Linked DNA regions of Mus musculus: regions 2 and 3 are each linked to region 1. The links are chromatin loops, found by intact Hi-C in ENCODE. Cell type or tissue: left cerebral cortex. All regions are shown on one strand. Links, peaks and the distances in the headings refer to the core of each region. The heading gives the core; the rest is flanking DNA.

The links. Peaks named below come from ENCODE experiments on the same cell type or tissue, not always from the same donor. Only the 100,000 strongest peaks of a DNase experiment are listed, where the experiment ranks them.
Region 2: a loop joins it to region 1, with 7 times the contacts of the local background. A loop is called at or near these places in 15 of 42 quality-filtered maps.
Region 3: it touches region 1 in a loop (3-fold over the local background); 14 of 42 quality-filtered maps call a loop at or near these places.

What each region holds. Positions count from the first base shown.
Region 1 is chr5:74,273,717-74,281,509 of GRCm38, forward strand. The region is part of intron 5 of Scfd2 (Sec1 family domain containing 2); the gene reads right to left. Among named protein-coding and RNA genes, the nearest start is that of Gm32064, 39 kb to the right of the region's middle. In left cerebral cortex, for the core only: a CTCF peak has its summit at 4,232 (motif pointing left); DNase peaks (open chromatin) are centred at 3,751 and 4,230; H3K27ac peaks cover 623 bases.
Region 2 is chr5:73,757,545-73,765,337 of GRCm38, forward strand. No RefSeq gene overlaps it. Among named protein-coding and RNA genes, the nearest start is that of Gm34960, 43 kb to the right of the region's middle. In left cerebral cortex, for the core only: CTCF peaks have their summits at 4,296 (motif pointing right) and 4,504; DNase peaks (open chromatin) are centred at 1,262 and 4,413; H3K27ac peaks cover 1,113 bases.
Region 3 is chr5:74,086,202-74,093,994 of GRCm38, forward strand. It overlaps Dancr (differentiation antagonizing non-protein coding RNA), which reads left to right and starts at 6,859. Exons shown (of 1, transcript NR_145133.1): 1 at 6,859-7,793. It overlaps Snora26 (small nucleolar RNA, H/ACA box 26), which reads left to right and starts at 7,329; the gene lies at 7,329-7,449. In left cerebral cortex, for the core only: a CTCF peak has its summit at 3,254 (motif pointing left); no DNase peak of the experiment used is centred there.

The DNA.
Region 1 (7,793 bases), core at 1,346-6,345:
GGGCCTAGACTGTTGCTGGCTCGAGGCACCCAGCAGGCATGAGCAGAGCACATGTTAAGGCTGGCCTGTGCCCACCTCAGCTCTGCATTCTTCTCTGCCACCCTCTGCTGTAGCACTTCTGCCTGGACCAGGTTACAGGCACTCACTTTACCACCATGTACTTGACCCAAACCTTTGTGCTTTGATCCCATCTGCTTTGACAGCTGTTATAAGAGGAACTTAAAATTTTACAGGTCATTCTTCCATAACTATGACAGGACAATCATAGTTTGATTTCTTCTATTGTCATTATTACTCATGTGACTTTATTTGCTCTTTATGCTATTGTGACAATAATATTAGTTATTATGATAATTAAAGCAACATGCAAATATACCCAAACCAGAATTTTGTGGGTGGTAAAAATGTGTTGTATTTGAATCTGTTTCACCAAGACTTTCTAAGGATTTTTAGGGACAATAACAAGATGAGATTTAAGATACACAATCCTATAAAACTGACAGCTGGTTGGCTTGCTCTATCAATACTTGGCAAGTTGAATCCTGAAATTTTGCATCTGCACCAGACCACCTAGCCTGCAGCCTGCACACTGGGTCTGCAGTGGACCTCCTGGCCTGCAGCCTGCACAGTGGGTCTGCAGCAGACCACCTAATCTACAGCCTGCACATTGGGTCTGCACCAGACCACCTGGCCTGCAGCCTGCACATTGGGTCTGCAGCAGACCACCTTGCCTATAGCCTGCACATTGGGTCTGCAGCAGACCACCTTGCCTATAGCCTGCATACTGGGTCTACAGCAGACCACCTAGCCTGCAGCCTGCACAGTGGGTCTGCAGCAGACCACCTATAGCCTGCACCTCATGCTCTGTGCTATGCATTATGTCCATCTCTCCCTGTCAGTGTCCTGCTCTGCTCTAATAGTGTGCAAGCATGTGGGTGGAGTAGCTCTCCCATGGCACAGGAGGCACAGGACCGCTCAGTGTGTCTGCTCTGTGGCTTCCTGCTACATGGGCAGAGTGAGAAGAGTGGGACACACTCTCGCTGGGTGACCTGGCCCTTTTCCAGCCAGGTTGGTAGGCACCATGAGCCCATCACTGTGACCAGTCATCCCAGTTTTGAAGCCCCTCTCTTCCTTCCACATGTGTAACCCGTTTTCATGTTAACTAAGGTCTTTTCAGCAATGCCAGCCATTTCTTACTCTACCCAGCTCTTTTCATTTCCTGAATCTTTAAAATATAACCTTTAGGGGCTGGAGAGATGGGTTGATGTGTGAGAGCACTGGCTGCTCTTCTGGAAGGCCCAGGTTCAATTCCCAGCACCCACGTGGCAGCTCACACTTGTCTGTAACTCCTGTTCCAGAGGGTCTGACACCCTCACACAGACATGCACACAGGCAAAACACCAAATGTGCATAAAGATAAATAAATCTTAAAAAAATAGCCTTTAAGGAACAGTTTTAGATTTACTAAGGAATATTGTAAATGGGAGGATTCTAAAAGTTGGTCAAAACATAGCATAGATAGACACATGGGTGGGAGGAAGAGTTTAAGAGATCACTGTACAAGACAGGGTCTATAGTGAATAATAATGTGCTGCACACTTGAAAATTGCTGCTAGCACAGATTCCAAATTAAATCTGCCTATGAGAAGTGAATGGCTATGCCAGTCTAATGTAATCACTTCGTAAGTACCCACATTTCAAACAGAACAGCACAATGTTGTTCACTATAAATATAATTTTTTTTAATCCCAGCACTTGGGAGGCAGAGACAGGCAAATTTCTGAGTTCGAGGCCAGCCTGGTCTACAGAGTGAGTTCCAGGACAGCCAAGGCTACACAGAGAAACCCTGTCTCAAAAAAAAAAAAAAAAAGAATAATAATTTTTGTTTGCCAGGAATTGGTAAAGATTTAAAGTCTGAAGCTATCACAGGGTTTCTCATATCTTTCTGTATGCCCTTTTCCTTACTGTTCACATCTGACATCCACACGGCACAGCACACTGGGACCATACACCTCATACAGAATGCCTTTTAAACACTGAAATTAGCTCTCTTAAAATGCCTTAGCTTAAGGGTTGAGGGCTTCTCTAGCATGTAGATGTCCTGTATTAAACCCCAGTTCGGGGCTAGGGGAGCGGCCACAGTGTGCAGTTGATTCATTGCAGTAAGTACATCCCACTATTATGTAGCCATTAGCACTGTCTGAAGAGACAAAGTTTGCAAAAACCGAAACTCTCTATTCATAAAACAAGAACTTCCCACCCTCCCACCCCAAGCCCCTGTCAATCTGTGCTGTATCTCTATGAGCCTGAGTACTCTGGGTACCTGGCATGTGTACAACCATACAGTGTTTTGTCCTTTTGTGACCAGCACAATGTGTTCAAGGCTCCCTGTGTTGTCTATAGTCAGCATCCTCAACCTTGTTACAAAGGAACCGATGTCACTTCCCAGGCCAACTGTGCTTCATGCTTGATTCTCATCAGCTCTCCATTGCAGTGAGCCCTGGCCCAGTCAGTTTGTAGTCCTGGGACCTCATCCCCAAATCCTCAGCACCTGAAATCTACGACTCTTTAGGACACATTTTACAAAGCCTAACTACTGGCAGTCCCTGTCCTGGGCAGTTTTATACATCTTACTTCACTTTCGTGACTTCCTTACGAGGCACAGAATAGCTTATGCGACTCCGATTTACAGAGCCTCACAGTCTTGGAAGGTGCGTGCGGTGACTTTCAAAGGGACTACAGTTACCACAGGCAGTCCCGGAATTAGAACCTCTGAAGTCCCAGACATGCTGTGGTACCGCTCAGTTCCTGCCTGTGCTAGCTCTCCTTCTGCGGGGTAGCTGTTACTCCCCATACACCCACAAGTAAACACATTTCTTCGCTGAACTACAGCTGAGGCTGTTTCCTCTTGGCCTCTCTCTCCACTGCACTGTTTGAGCCTCGTGGTACCCAGCATCTCTGAGCCATGTCTGAGCTTGGAGGCTCCTGTTCCTCATCGCTTCTTGGCTGGTTGGCATGAGCCTAGCCCTTCCCTTCTTTTCATCATACCCCAGTAGGGATCTACTTTGTAGTTTCAACTTAACTTCGGCTAGTCTTTTCAGTCATTATGTTTTAGCTAAACACAATGATCCAAGACAACTAACATTTTACTTTGTTGAAAGTACACGATAATTCAATGTCTACACCACCATATTCCTTTGACTTGGAGTAACGGAAGACATTTTATAGTTGGGAAACACCACCACTGCACTAAGAGCAGCACAAATGTCATAAGGGTGTGAATGCTGATGTTTGGCTGTGCAGAGGGGACGGTTGGCATTTTAGGTGTTGGGTGCAAAAGACATTCTCTGTGACAGACGAAGAGTTGATGGCTGGGTAGGGAGGAGGCTGGTGCCTAAGATGACAAGCTCAACGGAAAAACATGCAAAGCCGAGGACACAGGTATTTTTGGTTGCATCCCGCAGCGGAGCTTTAGCGTCTGATCTTCCATCGCCGCAGGGCGAACAGGTGATCGGCTGTGAGTGCATGGATGTGTTTAGCATGTGTGCAGCTGTGACTGGCTGCCTTAGAAGACAGATGCTCTTCTTATACATTCTTCACTGGGAAACAGGAAGCTCCCACAGAGGTGGTCAGGACCCTGCAGTGATGTGACAGGATGTCTGATTTACAGTCGCTTCACTGTAAGACAGAACCAGGCAGTGTGAGGATGGAGCAGCTGCTATAGGGACTGGCAGCAGACTGTGTGTGGGTGTGTGCGTGCATATCTATGCAAGAGAGAGGTGGGGGGACTGCGTACACTAGGTATCTCAGGTCCAGACAACCAACTGTTACTTGGAGTGATGTCATAAAACCATCCAAATGTAAGTTCTAAATCTCATAGCTTGCTGCTTCTACCCAAGAGCAGGAAAATGGCTTGCGAATTACAGTTCATGATAGAACATGACACTTTTGGATTTATAAAGGCCATTTTCAAATATTCCGTTTTGTCTTTCAGGCACACAGGATGCTGTGTGTATGTATAACAAACCATGAACTTGGCTGTGGTCTGACTACTTCTGCCTGGTGGAAAGCAAGCCGAGGTCACGGGCACTCCTTCCAGGAAGAGTGTTAACAGCCGGTCTGTAATTTGTGGCTCTTCTCTGGAGCTGCAGCAATGGAGCTGCAGCAATTTCAGATGCCCTGCCCTGCCTGAGTGCTTGAGTCCAGGGAGAGACTATGGTGAGCAGAGCCCTCTGCTGGCTGGAGTCAAGAATGCAGTGAGTGAGGCCTGACAGGTTTCTTAAGGCTCTTTATGGAAGAGCTGTGTCACTGAAGCAAAAGTTAGTCTCTAGTGACAACAATGGGGTGACAGCACAATTCAAGAAAATATGAATAGCTGGGAGCCTGGGGCTGAAGACAACACAAAAATAGTGGAAATGAATGGGAAGGACAATGGACTTTCTCTGGTCATACTCAGGTACAAGCTTGGACTTAAAAGGCATTCTGAGAAAGAGGCAGCAGTGTGCTGGGCTCCTTACACTCAGAACACACACCTGCTGTGTCACACTGGTGGACAGAACTGGTTAGGAGGGGGGGAGGAAGAGGAAGAAGAGGAGGAAGAGGAAGAGGAGGAAGAGGAGGAGGAGGAGGAAGAAGAGGAGGAAGAGGAGGAGGAGGTGGCAGCAATAGCCACAGGACAGTCATATACAATTGAGGCTGTCCTTTGCCTGTCTGTAGACTCTTCATCCATGTCAATCTTCTTTTACATAAAAAGTAGCATCTCTGAACTCAGCAAGCGCTGCCCAGGACTACAGCAACCCTGGTACTCACTGGTTCAGCCAGGTAAGGGCGACTGCAGCACATAGTGGACACACAGAGCCCAGGGACTTACAACAGAGCTGGGCTGAGTCAGATCAGTCAGCGGGCCACTGGAATGAAAAGCCCCTCCATGTGGCTATCAGGGATGAGTGAGCATTTACAGGGAAGTGGGCCTCCAGAGACGGTGCAGAGAGGTTTTGGCATGGACTCTGGGGACAAGTAGTTGAGGTCCTGCCTGAGCTTGGTAACATTGGCAAACTATCGTGTGCTTCTGTTTTCTCACGGAGGGTCGTGAGAGGGAGTGGCAGTAGCAGAATGACCTTAGTCAGTAGAGTGCAAGGTAAAAGCTCTTACCATGAGCCTTGTACACACTACTGCCATGGTTATTTTCATTTTTCCCGACCCCTTAGGTCCTCTAAGGCATGAGGGCAGGTGGGGTGGTGGTGGGGACTCTGCTTCTCTACTTAGTGAGTCACAGCCTTGCTAAGGGTTTGAAGGGGCTGCTTACACCTGCCTAGACTCTGGAGGACAGGCTGTAGCACCATTTATGGACTAGAATACTTGCTTAGGGCTTGGAGCATTCCATCAGTGTTAAGTGTCTACCACATTACACCCTAAGGTGGATGTAGAAGGTTTAAATCCTAGAGGTCATTGAATTTCAAAATAAGTTGCAGGGTAGTATTTACTTATATTCTGTCTGCACCCATGAGTGCTGAAAATGACCTACAAAGAAATAAACTCTTTGGTTCATCACTATGTTTCCTTAGAGCCGTAGTTTGGAGCAGAAGATGCCCATTAATTCTTCATGGAGATGCTGGGTGAAGGACTAGCAAAGTGTTGTTAGGAGGGCAATGGGGAGAACACATAGTCACCATAAGTGAGGGAGAAAGGCTTGAGGCTACCATGCCAATGCAAGGGGGATGGTCCAGAAGCTGCAAGGGTCATGGCTGAGACAGAGTGTGTCCCCTGAGACCAGACATGGTTCTGCAGAGGGCTTACCACTGTTCTCCCTGGCTTTGGATCCAACGTTCAGAAAAGAGTCAAGGCACTGGCAAACGCTCCCATCAGGACCAGGACCCATCTCAGCCCAACCCTCCCATGTGGAAAGCGGAAGCACTGGATGCCTCAGGGTGCTGGGGAGGATTGAATGCAAGGATGGACTGCATGTGATGGCCCATGCCTATAATCCTAGCATTGCGGGTACATGAGTACTGAGGCAGGGGGATTGTGAGTTTGAGGCCAGCCCGTGAAACAGAGAGTTCTGAGCCAGACTGGACTCCACCGAGAGAGCTTGTCTCAACCAAACAGAATAAAACAAAACAAAACACCAGCAAAGAACAGGCAGCACAACACTGGCACATGGCCAACTCTCGGCAACAGTAGCTATGTTTTGAAGGTATCAAATCGGGCAGGCGGTTTATTTCTTTAAAGTTTGCTTTTAGGTTGCTTTTCTAGCTATTGGGTGCTTACTGCCATTGCTTTTGGATGTTTAACAAGAAGTACTATGCTCTAAAAGGAAACTAGCAGAGGCAGCAACCCCGATAAACATGGTCTGAACCTTGGCACTGTGTGCTTAAAGAGCAGGCCCCAGAGCTCTCTGCCTCTGGCCCTCGAGAGAACCAGCAATGAAAGGTGGTAGGTTTGGTGAGTATCGCGTGGGGGAAGAGAATCAATTCTTGACAGAACAGTTAAAAGTAAGATAATATAGAAAGGGCATTGTTAAATTTAAAGGTGGTAAGGAAATCTAGTGCTCTGCTTATCTGCCCCTGGGTGAAGGCGGCTTCTCTGGAGCAGAGGTGTGTGACAAATGTCCATCTGTATAGGCGTGCCAGAGGCTTGGTCAATGACACAGCTCTTATTTCCTCTGGCTCCTCTATCTTCAGGAGATTCTGGGCTGATTTTTACAGAAAAAGGATACACAGTTGGATTTCGTTTTCTTATGTATTATTAGAACTTCATACATACATGAAGTTTTCTATATTTCATTGTTTTAAATGCATACAGATACAGTGAGGAGATATCCCAGTCAGTCGAAGGCTTTATATACACACACTCCGTTTTCCTTCATTTGAAAGGTGCCTTAAGCAATTAAAACCACCAATCCTGAGATAAGGAGGTCAGCCTTTCCAGACAGCATACTGTTACAGAGAGAACCCAAACACGGGTCTGGCATTTGCCTTGCCACTGGACATTGTCACTGGGAAATGCCCAATACCAATTATTTTACACTCAAGAGGATGACACACATACTTTGTGAATCTAAAACATGTTTACTTTCCTTTGGAAGGAAGTTGAAGACACACATGTCAAGATGTCCGTGTTTCTTGCCGGACCCCACATCACCTCTCAGCACACCCACCCAGTCAAAAGCTTCCTCTCCTATCATCCTCCCCAGCCATTCTTGGTTCCCCTACATCTTTCTCCATCTTTGTTTTGCGCTTCCCCTCTAGGTTTTCATTATCCTGCATTAATTCTTCCCCATCCTATCCAGGGCTGTGCACAGGCTAGGTCTCAGGGCCAGCCTATGTTACAGTGCCTAGCTGAGGTAGACTGTCTTCTGGGGGTGAAAGCGCCGCCCTTTTCCACCGCTCCACCACACCTCTCAGAATACAAATATGATTACTTAGAATCGTGAGCTCCCATGACAGTGATGGCAGTGAACTTGGCAGGTCCCAGCCCCAAGTAAGTCTTGGGCATGATCCTTTCCATTTCATAGCTGATAGGGGTCAGAGGTAATGAGTCATCTGCCCAGGGTACAACTCACATGTCCTCCTCTTGGAGACAGAATTCATTGGAGCAGTGCTTAAAGAGGGGCTGCTGGGCTTGAGATTTGAATGAACACTGTTGTGTGAAGTGGTCAGGTGTGGTGCAACAAAGCAGCATGTAATTATGTCCATCAGACCTGAGCTTGACGCTTATGAGAGCAGGCCCGTCATGTCATATTCACATCCTGCCGAAATCCGGCCGAGGTCCATGTCATCTGCTTCCATTTCTCC
Region 2 (7,793 bases), core at 1,209-6,208, 520 kb before region 1:
GTCGACAATGTGGAAGGAGTGGCATGTTACTGCAGGAAAGACCGGAAATTTGGGCCAAATCAGCATGGAGCAAACAAATGAACCATGAGAGTCAAGTTTACCATGGCCATGCACGTGACAGATGGGCTGCAGCTGAATCAACTGCCGTCTTTCTTTGGGATGGCTAAGGGGTCTGTGCCACATGGTCTAGTGGTTTTGTCACCTACACACACACACACACACACACACACACACACACCGTTTAGATTAGGTTTGTTATTGAGGTCTCATTTCATCCTAAAGACATGTTGTATATGAATAATTTGAGAGTAAGTATGTGTGTGTATAACATATACATATCTCATATTGTATATGGTGTGTATATAATAGACACGACCTATACAAACTTTAAATCCTATGCTTTTCTACCCGAAAATAAGACCTTGCTGAAAGATACAATGGTTTTATATTTATTTCTCATATTAACATCACAAGGGAATCATTTTAGCCCCAACGCACATATCAGTGGTTGCCAATGATGGTTCTAAGTAAGCTCTTTCCCTGTGCACACTGATCCAGTGACCACAGCCCTGTGTGAACTGAACATTATTATTCACATGTTAAAGAAAAAGAATGGAGACAAGAGAGGCTCCAGAAGAATCCTGAGAGAAGGAATTGTGTGTGGGTTATCAATGGAGGGTTGGGAGGTGGCAGGAAAGCAGGACAACCGGATAGAGGTGGAGGAGGCTAAGGACGGCAGTGGGGACAGCCTGTCAGAAGGGAGCCTTAGTGTAATCAACCCCACAGTAGAGTTCTGGAGTAAATCATCTCTCAAAGTCACCCAAAACCTTTTCACATTCCTACCCCTGAAAAGCCACCACTCAAGGGCTGTCTGCCTCAGGAGGATAGGTTTTGGGGGTCTGCATTAGTCAACAAAGTGGTCTAAGGCTGTCCTCCCCAGAAGAGTTGCAAATACTACGGTTAGATGATAAAGCAAGGCAAAGGCGGGAGCGGGTTCTGAGCAAGTGCTTGAGAAGAATTCGGGGTGAAGAGGATCTAGGAGAAGGGGTGTTGTTAGCTTCTCCAAAATTCAGGGTCCTGGCTGTACCTGTCACTCACTTGTACGTGACCAACCAAACAGAAAGATTGTGGTTCTTGCTGGTGTTTCGATTTGTTCATCTGACTCATCTTTGTATAAGCGAACTGGAAAAGATATGTAAATCTGTGCACTCCCATGCACATAAGCACATATATCCATCACCAAGAAATGCAAAGTTGACTTGCAACTCAGATGTTCTGAGTCAGGCACACTAAACCTAAACTCTGGAGTTGAATGCAGCTTGCAGAGGCCCCATTCAGCTCTGCGTTTTTTGGAAGGCTGAGTTAATTGCCTTTATTTTGAGTGTGGGGAGATTTCAGTCTCCAATTTCGGATGCCTACCTCCATTTCTATCTCATACAGTTGGCTGGGATGATGGGAGATGGATCTCTTCAGAATGCTGCCATGTGCTTCATCACCCCCACTGTCACTCAGCTATTCTTACCAGTTCTTCAGCCATATGAGAGAGTTTACAATCCCTTGCTCACCTCTTTTCTCTTCTTTCCTGAGACTGATGACCTCTGCCCGATGGTCAATGATGGCCCGGGAAAGTAGAGCTGCTACCCTGTTCCTACTGATGCTGTTAGAATGTTTATTTACAAGCACAGAGCACTAACGTTCCTCAAACAGACAATTTGTAGATGTCCTTTTCTATTGTTTTTCTTGCTCAAAGAAAGATGCCCTAATACACTCCCCAGAAGCTTCTAGTTAGCATCTTTCTTTTGACAAGATATAACATGATATGAAAATAAACCCTAGGTTGGATAGGAGTTCAGTAAATTACAGCAATTTTCTGGTTGAACAAATAGTTACATTTTTTTCCAGTAAGTTGTCATGATTTCCCTGTTATAAAGCTTTTTCTTGCTATTAAGAATCCAATAAAATACATGTCAACATTGAATTCAACAAATATTGAAACTTAGTGCCCAGGGAAGTGAACATTTACTCATTTCCCTCTGATTTGGGATTTTCTGGAATCATTTTTTGGAGCTGTTTTGGGGGTTTTGGGTTTTGTTTTTTTTTTTGTTTTTTGTTTTTTTTTTTTTGGTTGATGATGTTCCAGTGAACTCAGCACAAATGCATCTGACTTTCAAATGAGTGATTTAAAACAACTTTAATAATAGAGAGTTTAATGCTGATTATGGGTCAGAGGAAGAATAAGTCTTACTGTCTTTGCTCTTTAAGCTACAGTTTAAAAATCTGAGATGGTGTCTTTACCATACATAGTTTCTGATAGTAAACGAGCTCTTAGAAAACCCACAAGATAAACCAACATTGCCCCTGACAAGCAAAGAAGATAGAGTTTATCCTAAACATTCTGTTCTATTAAAAATTAGTTTTTGCTGCTTGATATTAAATTTTACGCAAAATAAAGTGATTTTATAACACCTCAGCTAAGAATCTAAACTTTTAAAAGTCATTTGAAAGGGTAAGAAATGGGTCAGAACTCTGCCATGGGGTGAACAGCTGTCCTCAGATAAAGTCCTCAGAGACCTGAGGGCAAGCAGATGACTCTTGCCAAGGTCTTCATTCTGCCACTAGGTGAATACATATCAGCTGATGGCTGCCATCCGGGAAAGGTACAGGGGATAGCGGTGGGCTCCAAGACACCCTTTTGCATGTTTGTTTTCAGTTATCTACGTCTGTCTCTATCTATGTTTGTCTGTCTCCATGTCTGTCTGTTTCTATGCCTGTCTGTCTCTCTGTTTGTCTGTCTCTATGTCTCTCTGTTTCTACCTATGTCTGTCTTTACCTATGCCTGTCTCTGTCTCTGTCTGTCTCTATGTCTGTCTGCCTCTATCTATGCCTGTCTCTATCTATGCCTGCCTCTATCTATGTCTGTCTCTAGCTGTGCCATCTTTATCACCAACATCATCTATCTGTTCACTTAGCTACAGGTCAGACTCCTCCCCTCCCTTCCTCTCTCCTTCTCTCCCTTTGTGTGCCTGTGTGATTAGCTTAGGACTTTGTTGCCTGGGACTTTTTAAATTCTTCCTGAGTTTACAGTTTTCCCCCTCTTGTATTCATTTCCAACTATGTTTGAACTCCCTGGAGAACTAGCTGTTTTAAATTTGTGGTTTTAGAGGCCAGGTTAGGAACTTATCCAAAGAGGAGACTCAGCCCCAGTTTCCATAAGGCTACCTCTTCATGGGTGAGAAAAAAAAAGACCTCATAGCCACCAAGCAGGATGTCTTTCTTTGAAGCTGGAGTTGGGTGAGCAGCTGAGTTCACCCAACTAGATGTAGACTAGAGGGAAATGATCACAGTTCAGCTTGGTTCTACCCTTATTAGGTGTTAGGTCTCTCTCCCTCTCTCCCTCTCTCTCCCTCTCTCCCTCTCTCCCTCTCTCCCTCTCTCCCTCTCTCCCTCTCTCCCTCTCTCTCCCTCTCTCTCCCTCTCTCCCTCTCTCCCTCTCTCCCTCTCTCTCCCTCTCTCTCCCTCTCTCCCTCTCTCCCTCTCTCTCTCCCTCTCTCCCTCTCTCCCTCTCTCCCTCTCTCCCTCTCTCCCTCTCCCTTTCCCTCTCCTCCTCTCTCCCTCTAGCCCCCTTCTGCCACATACACACATACACATACCACAACACACACACACTCATACATACCACACAGAAACACACACACAGGATCATATATTTGAGTACTTGGTTCACACACACAAATACAAACACACACACACACACACACACACACACACACACACACACACACACACACACAGGATCATAGATTTGAATACCCAGCTAGCTGTGCTATTTTAGGAGATTTGGGGACTTTTAAGAGGCAGGGCCTTGTTGGAGGAAGTGGACACAGTGGGGGAGCCCTATGGCATAAGCTTGTAGTTATGACTGAATCTCTTCTGTGTCCTAGACTGCTCAGGTGATGTCACCAGCAGCCCATGCTCCCACTGCCCCAACCGCAGGCTGTGACACTGCCATACCTTTCATATCACATGAGCAAAAAAAAAAAAAAAAAAATCCTTCTTTCTTCAAGTGGTCTCTTCTAGCACTTCTTATACATCATTTTGAGAATCACAACATTTCTTTCTCCAATCCTCAGTTTCCCCCTGTATGAAACACAATGGATGAGTTTCTCTGACGTCCTCTTAGGGTAATGATGCAAAAGTGAATGAGATACCGCATAGGGTTTTCCATGCTGTGGTTTCTCTCCCTCGCATCCATCCCTAAGCCTGAGATGCTTCGTTTCAGCGAGGCTCCATGGGTTTGTGCACTAGATGTCAGCAGAGCTCCACCGTTCAATTGGCCCTGCGTTGGAGGGGGGGGGGTGTTCTATTCATGGAAAACACTTCCCAAATGTTCTCATTGTGCTTTGCTGAGCCTGCAGTCCTGTCTCTGCCCTGCACCCACCCCACCCATCTGGCTAGAATTCCCTGTCAGCACAACTGGCCACTGTGTTGAAGCTTCCCACTCAGGGTTTCTGGAGAAATTCCTCTAGTATTCTTATTCTCCAAGCATTCGTTCAGAAAGCATGAAACCCAAGAGGGGATTAAAAAAATTTTTTTAATGCAGGGCAACATCACAAAGGATACTTGCTGCAGACAAAGTCAATGCTGTTCCAATTAAGCGTTTCTGTGCTCCATCCTTCTTCAGTGTCCAGTTGTCACAGCCACGTTTCAAGGTTCCTCTCTGGTAACAATTGGAGCTTGAAGCAGAAACTCAAGAGCTGGCTTTGTGTGTCCCAGAAGCACTCACTCATCAAGCAAAACTTCTTCTACAGCTGTGGTTCTCAACCTTCCTAACGCGGTGACCCTTTAATATACTTCATGTTGTGGTGACCCCAGCCTTAACATTATTTTCCTTGCTACTTTATGACTGTAATTTTACTACTGTTATGAATTGTAATGTAAATATGCAGTGTATCTGACATGTGACCCCCCCAAAGGGGCCATGACCCACAGGTTGAGAATCAGTGGTCTACTGAGAAGAAGAAATATCTTAGACCCTTGGGTGGTCTTGCTTAAGCACATGGGCTTTAGAGCTATGTCCTTCTTTTGGAAAAAAAAAAAAAAACTATGTCTTTCCTTGCTAAAGGTTTGGCCTCCTGCTGGGTGGGATGTGGGTTGGAGGCTGCTGGGTTAAAACAGGACCATGTTTTGGCTTCTTCAGCCCTGGCAATCTTGCTGATATCATTGTTGCTCCTTACACTGGCAGCAACATCATTTCCCTGCATGCTGACAAAGTGCAAGATGCGTTTAGAATTTGCTTTCCTTCGGAGAATGAAGGGTATTCAGCATTCAGTGTCTGACATTGCCTGAGATTGCCACTTCACATATATAACATGGAGACCACAAAGGCACACTGCTACGCACAGGCTACACAAGCTTTCTCTTTCCGAAGGTTGCTCTTCTCACATGAGACGGTCCCACCGGTTTATTTTCTATTCCATTTAATTTTCTTGTAGAAGCTTGAGAAGGATTTCATCGTATTTTTATTGAGCACCTATTATGAAATAGGCCCTGAGCTAGTTGCTGAAGACAGCCCCGCCCCCTCCAAGTCTCTGGTTGGCAGGTACGTGAATATCAGGTATCTCTGGTGACTAGCTGGAGACCTGGGATGGGAGAGGATATGGGGAGTCTATTGAGGTGACCCTCACTTCAATTCCTACCAGAGGGGGCCATAGAGACTGATATTGGCGCTTTAACTGAAACATGAACCAGCATTGATTAGCTTGAGAAGGAAGGAGTTCATTTAAGACAAAGACCCCATGACAGGAGGGCACACAACATGGTGATACATACATTTAACCCCAGCACTCAGAAGGAAGGTCTCTGGGAGTTCCAGGCCAGCTTGTTCTACATATTGAGTGCCAGGGTAGCCAGGCTATATTGGGCTATATAGTGAAGCTACTTTGTCTCAAACACACACACACACACACACACACACACACACACACACCCCAGTGCATGCATGTGTGTGCGTGTATGTGTGCTTGTGTGTGTATGTGTGTGGTGGTGGCTCAGACAATGAGACAGTGATCTACCAAACAATAGACACCACAGTAGAGGATCCAGCATGTGAGCCAGCTAATGAGTTCAGAGTTAGAAAGGTGGAGAGTTCCATTTTACATTAGGTTTGATAAGTTTCTCTGGGGACATCCAAGAAGACATGTTAACCAGAAGAGGGGTGACAGTGTAACATGTCTGGGCTTGAGTTATAAATACACAAGTGTTTCACAGACAAAAACCGAAACCATGATTGAAATCTGTAAACTAGATTGTGCAGAGGAGAGACTTACGGTTTCATGTAAAAGTATCTGGAATCAGATAAAAACCTAGAAATGAATACATCCAGGCCAAGCTCTGACCTAAGCTGGCGGGCCTGGGCCCTGCATACTGACAGGTGTACAGAATCTAATGAGCCACACGGTTTGATGGGCCACAGAGGGGATCCCATAAATCTAGATCTGACTGGAGCTGAGAATCCAAATCTCCCCCCTCATACTTGGACAAGGAGAATATTTTATGCTATTTTTACTTAATAAGGCACTTTTGCCAAGTCTATATTTTAAAATCATTCTTTATGGTATCCATTCATACATTAAAAAAATAGAAGCATTGCTGTAATTTTTATTGATCATAAATTAATCTTGGGATTAAAAGGTGTTTGACTCTGTTGGTCTTCCTGTGGAGTTCCTATCCCCTTAGGGGCCACAATCCTTCCTCCTATTCTTCCATAAGAGTCCCCAGGCTCCACCCACTGTTTGGCTGTGGGTATCTGCTCTGGTTGAGTCCGCTGCTGGGTGGAGCCTCTCAGAGAGCAGCCATGCTAGACTCCTGTTTGCAAGCACAACAGAGTATCAATAATACTGTAAGGGATTGATTAGTTCAGCTTGGTACTCATGTAGGTCCCAAGCAACTAGAGTGGGGGCTACCCCAAAAGCTGGTGCCTGTAGGTAGGATATGTTCTTCTATAGGGCTGCTTTGTCTGGCCTCAGTGGGAAAGGATACACCTAGCCTCACAGAGACTTAATGTGCCAGGGTGGGAGGATACTCAGGGGGACCCTACCTGCTCAGAAGAGAAGGGGATGGGGATGGGGGAAGGGTTATGGGAGGGGGTAGCCAAGAGGGGAGCAGTGAGCAGGATGTAAAGTCAATAAGTAAAAAAAAAATAATAAAGAAAAAATAAAAATAAATATAATTATACATTTGGTTTACTCTAGGCAGTTGACCAGGCTTTTAAAATTACAATTATATTCACAGCTCACATCAACTGGGGTGTTACTGTGAGGCTAGCGTTGACCTAATGGCATTGAAACAATAATTTGCTTTGTTCTTCCTTAGCCCTAGAAGGTAATGCTATTGTGCCTATTTAATCGAGGAAACCAAGAAAGCAAGTTGTCCCGCATCATACAGAGAGCAAGTTGTAGAGCCAAGATTTGAACCTGGGAAGTTGCCTTCAGAAGCAATGCCTGTAACTACGGTATCAGACTATATGAAAAATTGAACATGCACATTTTCAGTGTTTTCTACTCTGGGTCACACTGAAAACCTACAGTCAGACTTTATGAACCTCTAAGTATTTTTGCAGAATCTGGAAAGCATTTAAAAAAAAAAAACTGTTTAGCCCTGCAGCTTCATACCTAATGCAAATTCTCCCAAGGTTGTCTGGGATGCAGTTTCTCTGCAAAAGCCACTGGGGTCCATCCTGACCTGTGTAATGATATGTGACAATCTGAGTTAACATGGCGTGTTGGGGTATCTTA
Region 3 (7,793 bases), core at 1,209-6,208, 190 kb before region 1:
TTAATCCCAGCACTCAGGAGGCAGAGGCAGGCAGATTTCTGAGTTTGAGGCCAACCTGGTCTACAAAGTGAGTTCCAGGACAGCCAGGGCTATACAGAGAAACCTTGTCTCAAAAAAAAACAAAAAACAAAAAACAAAAACAGAAATGGATATTTACTTAAAAAGTGGAAAAGGAAACCAGGCATAGTGGTTAATGCCTGTAATCCCGGCACTTGGTAGAAGTGGAGACAGGAAGATCCTGAATTCAAGGCTACAAGGTGAGTTTGAGGCCACCTTGGGTTACCTGAATTCTGTCGAAAGTAAGAAAGAAAGAAAGAAAGAAAGAAAGAAAGAAAGAAAGAAAGAAAGAGAGAGAGAGAGGGAGGGAGGGAGGGAGGGAGGGAGGGAGGGAGGGGGGGGGGGGAGGGAGGGAGGGAAGGAAGGAAGGAAGGAAGGAAGGAAGGAAGGAAGGAAGGAAGGAAGGAAGGAAGGAAGGAAGGAAGGAAGGAAAAAATGCAAAGCAAACACAGGAGTGATGAGAATCCACTGCAGGGATTAGATAGATATTCTGAGCCCACTAAGGAGGCCTAGAGAATGTGGGTCCACTTGTCTCAAAGAACCATGTGACAGGAGGTACTAAGAAGCAGAAGTCTTATTGCCCCAAAATTCAATCTTATTCTCATTAAGCTAGGAAATAGGAAAACATGATCAACAAAGAAATAGCAGAAGAAACTGTAAAACAAGTATGGGTCAAAGGTCATTTTGCAGGACCATCCAATTTCCATAACAGATCAGGAACTGAATAAGGACAGACAGATGCTATAAGAGACTTAAGCGCGCGCATACCAGATGCTATACTGTCTTGTTTAGAGTTTCTCCCTGTCCCTCTCCTCTCCCTCCTCTCCCTTCTCCTTCTCTCTCTCCCTCCCCTTTCTCGTCTTTTCACTCCCCCTCTCTTCCCCCTCTCTTATTGTTTTGAGGCAGGATCTCACTATGTATAGCCCTGGCTGGCCTGGAACTCCCAACGTAGACCAGACGGTCTTCAAACTCATAGCAATCCACCTGCCTCTACTTCCCAAGTACTGGGATTAAAGGCATGCACCACCATGTCTGGCTTTTAGTTTATATTTTAGCTCAAAGAAAGTCACTATAAAAGACAAATTTGAATCCCCAAATAGAGGCGATAGGTAGGTGCTCTCCAGGCCCCACCCCTTCTGAGGAATCTTTGGCCAATGACAGTGCTTAGAGAGGGATATGCCCACTGGTAGGATTCTCATGCTGCAGCCGATGGCCCCACACCCGTGGACAACACTAATTGCTCTTAGTGAAGTCTGTTTGTTTGTTTGGTTGGTTTGTTTTGTTTTTTAGACATGAAGTTGGAAGAACTTCTTGAGGCTGTTGCGGGGAAATTAGAAGGGACAATAGCAATAAATATAGTATTTTACTATATACATGTATGAAACTCAAAACTAAAGGAAAAAATTAAAGACAACTGAGATCTTCAAATTCAGGGAGTTTTGCAAAAACTGGAGTGAAGATGAGGTGGGTACCAGATGAAACAGAATTGGCAAAAATATTGATATTTGCTGAGGCTTGTTATATTCTCTTACTTAGAGGGATGCATGGCGTTTTCAAAGATTAGAAGCTGTTTTAGTTATACTACTGCATAACCCCACTCTCCATCCACATCAGGCTAATGAGGTCAGGAGAGCCAAGGAGGAATGGAAGTCATTGCTTAGGATTAGCGATTCCCTTTCAGGGACTTGGTATAAACCTCCTTCAGACAGTTGTTGTTATTTTCCTTTTTCCTAGGATCCATGTCTTATTTTCTTTTTTTTATTATTATTATTATTTTTTATTAGGTATTTTCTTCATTTACATTTCCAATGCTATCCCAAAAGTCCCCCATACCCCCCCCCCACTCCCCTACCTACCCACTCCCACTTCTTGGCCCTGGCGTTCCCCTGTACTGAGGCAGATAAAGTTTGCAAGACCAATGGGCCTCTCTTTCCACTAATGACCGACTAGGCCATCTTCTGATACATATGCAGCTAGAGACACGAGCTCCGGGGGTACTGGTTAATTCATATTGTTGTTCCATCTATAGGGTTGCAGATCCCTTTAGCTCCTTGGGTACTTTTTCTAGCTCCTCCATTGGGGGCCCTGTGATCCATCCAATAGCTGACTGTGAGCATCCACTTCTGTGTTTTGCTAGGCCCCGGCATAGCCTCACAAGAGACAGCTATATCAGGGTCCTTTCAGCAAAATCTTGCTAGTGTATGCAATGGTGTCCCGGCATATATCCAGAAGATGTTCCAACCAGTAACAAGGACACATGCTCCACTATGTTCATAGCAGCCTTATTTATAATAGCCAGAAGCTGGAAAGAACCCAGATGCCCCTCAACAGAGGAATGGACACAGATAATGTGGTACATTTACACAATGGAGTACTACTCAGTTATTAAAAAGAATGAATTTATGAAATTCCTAGGCAAATGGATGATCTGGAGGGCATCATCCTGACTGAGGTAACCCAATCACAAAAGAACTCACATGATATATACTCACTGTTAAGTGGATATTAGCTCAGAAACTTATAATACCCAAGATATAAGATACGATTTGCAAAACACATGAAACTCAAGAAGAACAAAGACCAAAGTGTGGACACTTTGCCCCTTCTTAGAATTGGGAACAAAACACCCATGGAAGGAGTTACAGAGACACAGTTTGGAGCTGAGACGAAAGGATGGACCATCTAGAGACTGCCATACCCAGGGATCCATCTCATAATCAGCCCCCAAATGCTGACACCATTGCATACACTAGCAAGAATTTTCATATCTTGTTTTCTTAAAGATCCTGTCTTAGTTACTTTTCTATGGCTGCAACAAGACACCATGGCCAATGCAACTTATAAAAGAAAGCATTTAATTTGGAAGCTCACGGTTCAGCCGTCATGGAAGGCAGCTTGCCGGTAAGTACACATGCATGACACTGGAGAAATAACTGAAAGCTAGTGTTGAGACAACAAGCACAAGGCAAAGAAACAGTCCAGGGGAATTTTGTGGGCTTCTGGGACCTCAAAACCACAAAGCCCTCAGTGACACACCTCCTCCAACAAGGCCACACCTCCTAATCCTTCCCAAACAGTTCTACCAACTGGTGATCAAGCATTCAAACAAGGGTCTATGGCAGCCATTCTCATTCAACCCACTACAGCCCCCTAAAAGAACCACCTATAATCAGATTTGGTGCCCTCTTCTGGCCTGCTATATACTAAATAAATAAATAAATAAATAAACCTAAAAATCAAAACAAGAACAAAACCAAAGTGGTATCAGAGTCAGTATTTCAGGTTCCTCACAGTTGCGCTGGAGAGAAAGGCCTAGTTAGCAAGCACACGCTTTTATAGCCAAGCCTGGTGAGCCGACTTAGGTCCCTGAACCCCAAAGTGGAAGAGGAGAGCCAACTCCCCAGAGTTGCCCTGTCTGACACCCACAAGTCCACTGTAGCTCTCCCCCTTCCCAATAAAATCAATTTCCCTTATCTAACTAATCAGACTGCATTTGTAAATATAGAGGTCAATGCTAAAAGACATGTACAATAGATTAGTTATTAGAGGCCCTCTGGCTTTCATCACCTATAAAGCTAACTTGGCTCAGAGCAGGGAGGTTAATAAACACCACACAGAATTCTCCTGGCCAGCATTCTTTCAAAGCCCAGCTTTACCTCCGAGCTTAGGCCCTTTTGTAGTAATTCTAAAAGTGGTATTCGCAAATTTATGTTTTAAAAGTATTAGAGACCGGACAGATGTTTGTTTGGCATTTCCTATGTAATGCTAAGTTCTGCTAGAGTCAAAATTTAGGGACACTTAGGAATTTTTTTAAATAGTGTTTTTATAAGTGTCCAAACTATGTTCAGTATTTGAGAACCGAGCAACTGGTGTGTTAAAGATGCAGAGTACCAGGCTCCCCCAGAGAGCATTTAAAGTCACTCTCCAGGACTTGAGAAATGGCTCAGCACTTAAGAGTACTGTTTGCTCTTCTAGAAAACCCAAGGTGCCACCCAGCAGCCATCTGGTAATCTGATACCCTCTCTGGCCTCCTGGCCATCAGGCACACTCATGGTACACAGACTGACAAGCAGGCAAAATGCCCCCACATAAAAAATAAAAATAAATCTTTTTTTTTTTTCCTGTTTAACCACTGTCTGGTAATATGGTCTGGAACTCTGTTTGGTTTTTTTTGTTTGTTTGTTTGTTTTGTTTTTGTTTTTGTGTTTTTGTTTTTTTGAGACAGGGTTTCTCTGTATAGCCCTGGCTGTCCTGGAACTCACTCTGTAGACCAGGCTAGCCTTGAACTCAGAAATCTGCCTGCCTCTGCCTCCCAAGTACTGGGATTAAAGGCGTGCGCCACCATGCCCGGCATTGTTTTTGGTTTTTCGAGACAGGGTTTCTCTGTAGTCTTGGCTGTCCTGGAACTCACTTTGTAGACCAGGCTGGCCTCGAACTCAGAAATCCACCTGTCTCTGCCTCCCAAGTGCTGGGATTAAAGGCGTGCGCCACCACCGCCCGGCAGCCTGGAACTCTGGACCTCTAGCAAGTAGACCAGGGGATTCATTTCTTGCACTAAAGTTTAACAGTCAAACCTTCAAGAACATGACATTTCTCTCAAGTTTATGTGAAAAACAAAAATAATAACAGCATAAATAAATAAATAATCAGTCAAACCCTATAAGAGGCAAACTTCTGAGGAATGGTCTGGTCTCTAGAGTTAAAAACTAGAGTGTGGTTGTCTGTGTCTGCCTGTAATCCCTGCAAGCAGGAAGATCAGGGGGTCAAGGCTAGCTGTGGCTACATTCGAGGGATTCAAAGTTACCCAGGACTACAGGATCCAGATAACAGACTACACAAAGTCGGAAGAATGGCTAAACAGATTGCTGTTCCTTATAAGACATGTTGCATGACACAACATGAAAAAAGCTTAAAAGCAAGTTTCAAATGAAGAAAATCTAGTTTTAAAAGAACCAAGTATGACCTGGCAGTGGTGGGGGCACGCCTTTAATCTCAGCACTCAGGAGGCCAAGGCAGAAGGATCTCTGTGAGTTCAAGGACAGCCTGGTCTAAAAAGCAAGTTTCAGGACAGTCAGGATTACACAGAGAAACCCTATCTCAAAATAACAACAACAAAAAAGGTCACATGTGTGATTCCATGCCTACAAAAAATCTAGAAGAGACGGTTTCCAATTTAAAAAAAAAATGTATTATTATTTACTGTTATGTGTGTGTGTTTGTGTGAACTTGTTGTTGTCCAAAGGGGACTGTGGAGCTGGAGCCTGGCGTTGCAGGTAGTGGGTGCGAGGAACCGCAAGAGAAGCAAGTGCTCTTAACTGCTGAGCCATCTCTCCAGCCCCATGGGGCTTCTTTTTCCAATAAGACGCTGACTGCAAAATGATCTGGGAGTAGACAATGGAGATGATTATAAAACCTTGAGGAATATTTAAAAACACCGATTTGTACACTTAAAAGGGTGACCTATAACACTTGGGTTCAATCTCAAAAAGTTATCTAAAAAGTCAAAGCAAGTTGACAAAGCAGGTCATCATTTTTTTTATCTAGACTAAAAGTGGCTGTAAAGAAACACAGGCGAGCATGATGAATAGACTTAGAGTCCTTATTCAAACGAACTCATTGTAAAGTAACATTGTATCAGAATAGTCTTGCTGTGAACTTGGAGCGGCTGTTTATTCTAGCAATCACATTGGCATTGTCCTCAGGCAAGATGGCCTCTTTTCTTTTGAAATAAATACTGAAATATTAAGAGGTGAAACAAACCAAGCTTGAGATTTGCTTTAAAATACCCCCCCTCCCCCAACAGACCAAGACGATAGATGCGCCAGGTCTGGAATGAATGGCTGGCTTTTAGCCGAGAGAAGAACGCAGGCACGTGGCTCTTTGAACATTTTTAGTTTTAATATAAGTTTGGAAATTTAATTTCTTCAAATTAAAAAAATAATTTTATTATTATTATTATTATTATTATTATTATTTTAAAAACCTTGCCAATAAAATCATCTCAGACCGTGGAAATTCTCATTAAAATAAGTTAAGCACATATCCAGGCCTGGTGGTGAAAATTTGTCGTCCCTTCTACTCAGGAAGCTGAGGCAGAAGGACGGAAAGTTCCAGTCTTGTCTGGGAAATTTAGTGAGACCTAGTTTCAAAGTAATAAAAGGGTTTGGGATCTGAGACGCCAGGCTCTACTTTTAACCCAGGACCACTAAAAACAAGACAAAGGTATAGCCTAGGTGGAGAGTGGCATGCATGCCAGCAATCCTAGCACGTAGCACTGAGGATAACAAGTTTGATGAATACCCTGAACTAGCTACACAGTAAGTTAGAAAGCAGTGTGGGCACCTAAGAGAGACTCTGACTCAAAATTAATGGTACGGGCTGAGGAGGTAGCTCTGTGGTAGAGCTCTGTTGAGAACTAACTGCCTCACATCTCCAGCAACATTTCTCCTTGATATTACTCTCCAGGAACACAGAAAAAGGCAGCTCCTCTCAGGGTTAAGGAGGGGCCCTGGGAGTGAACTAGCTGAACAAGAAGGGATCTAAGTCGGAACACACCTAGCACCGGCATAGCTTCAGGAAAGGAAGGTTTCCACTGAGCACAGCCTCAACGCTTCCAACACCGCAGTGGGTGGAGAACCTGCTGCTGGAAGTCAACGGCCCCACCCTACCGGGTCCGAAACGTCCCGACGATTGGCTTCCCATACCAGCCACGCCTACAATCCTTCTGACGATTGGCTGCTCTCCTTTTCCTGTTCTGCCCCCTCCAAGCGGCCCTCTGATTGGTTGCAGGTCTCGGGGGGGGGGGGCAGCTCCGCCCCTCTCCCGGATGGCTGTATTAACGCAGCGCGCAGCGGCTCGGTCTTTCGGTCCCGGCCTTGGTGGTGAGTGTCCTCGTGGGAGGGTGTCAGGATGTCCCCGTGTCCCCTCGAGCTTTGCCCGCCCCGAGCTCAGCTGCTCCCGGCGGCCAGAACGGAGGGGTAGAGCAGTTCTCAGCGGCCCGCGGGGCGGGCGGCAGTGTCCAGCCCGGGGCTGCGCGAGACACAAAGTCCTCTGTGCCGTCCGACCCGGGCACCCTGACCACCGCCCTTTCCCTCTGCAGGCCGATCCACCCGAGCCGGTCCCCACTGCCCAGCCGTGCTGCTGCCTCGGACACAAGCGCAGGTACGTCCCGGCATTGATCGGAGGCAGGCCCTGGCCACGTGGCCGAGAAGACGGAGGTTCCAGGCCTGTCTTTGTTGAGCTGCGCCGGGCCTCCCCAGTCGCCCTTTCCTGTGCCCTTTTAAGGTTGTCGCAGTACTTTAAGAGGCTAACACAGAAGGGTAAAGGAACTCTCCATAAAACCCAGAGAGGAAAACTACACCTCCTCTTTGGATCCTGTCTGGAGTCACAAATGAACCAAAAGCTTCATTTAAAACTTGAATGTGCGCATTTTAGGTTCTGGCGATTGCTAGGTAGTGATATAGGATTTTAAAGAAAAGAAAACGTAGCCTACCTGGTTTAATTTGGTTGGAGGAGAAAGTTCAGAAGACAAGAATACATTTGCTTTTCTAGAAGTGAGATTTTAGGTCAGCTGGAAAGGATATAGTTGAGTATGTTCCACTTATGTGAAACATTTTTATTCTTTCATAGGTTGAAAACTACAAGAAACCCGTGACTGAATGGCTCCAAGGTGAAGTACTCTTGCATGTAGTGACCAGGTTTGCCTGTATTCCACTTTAGGATTAGTATCGAAGCTG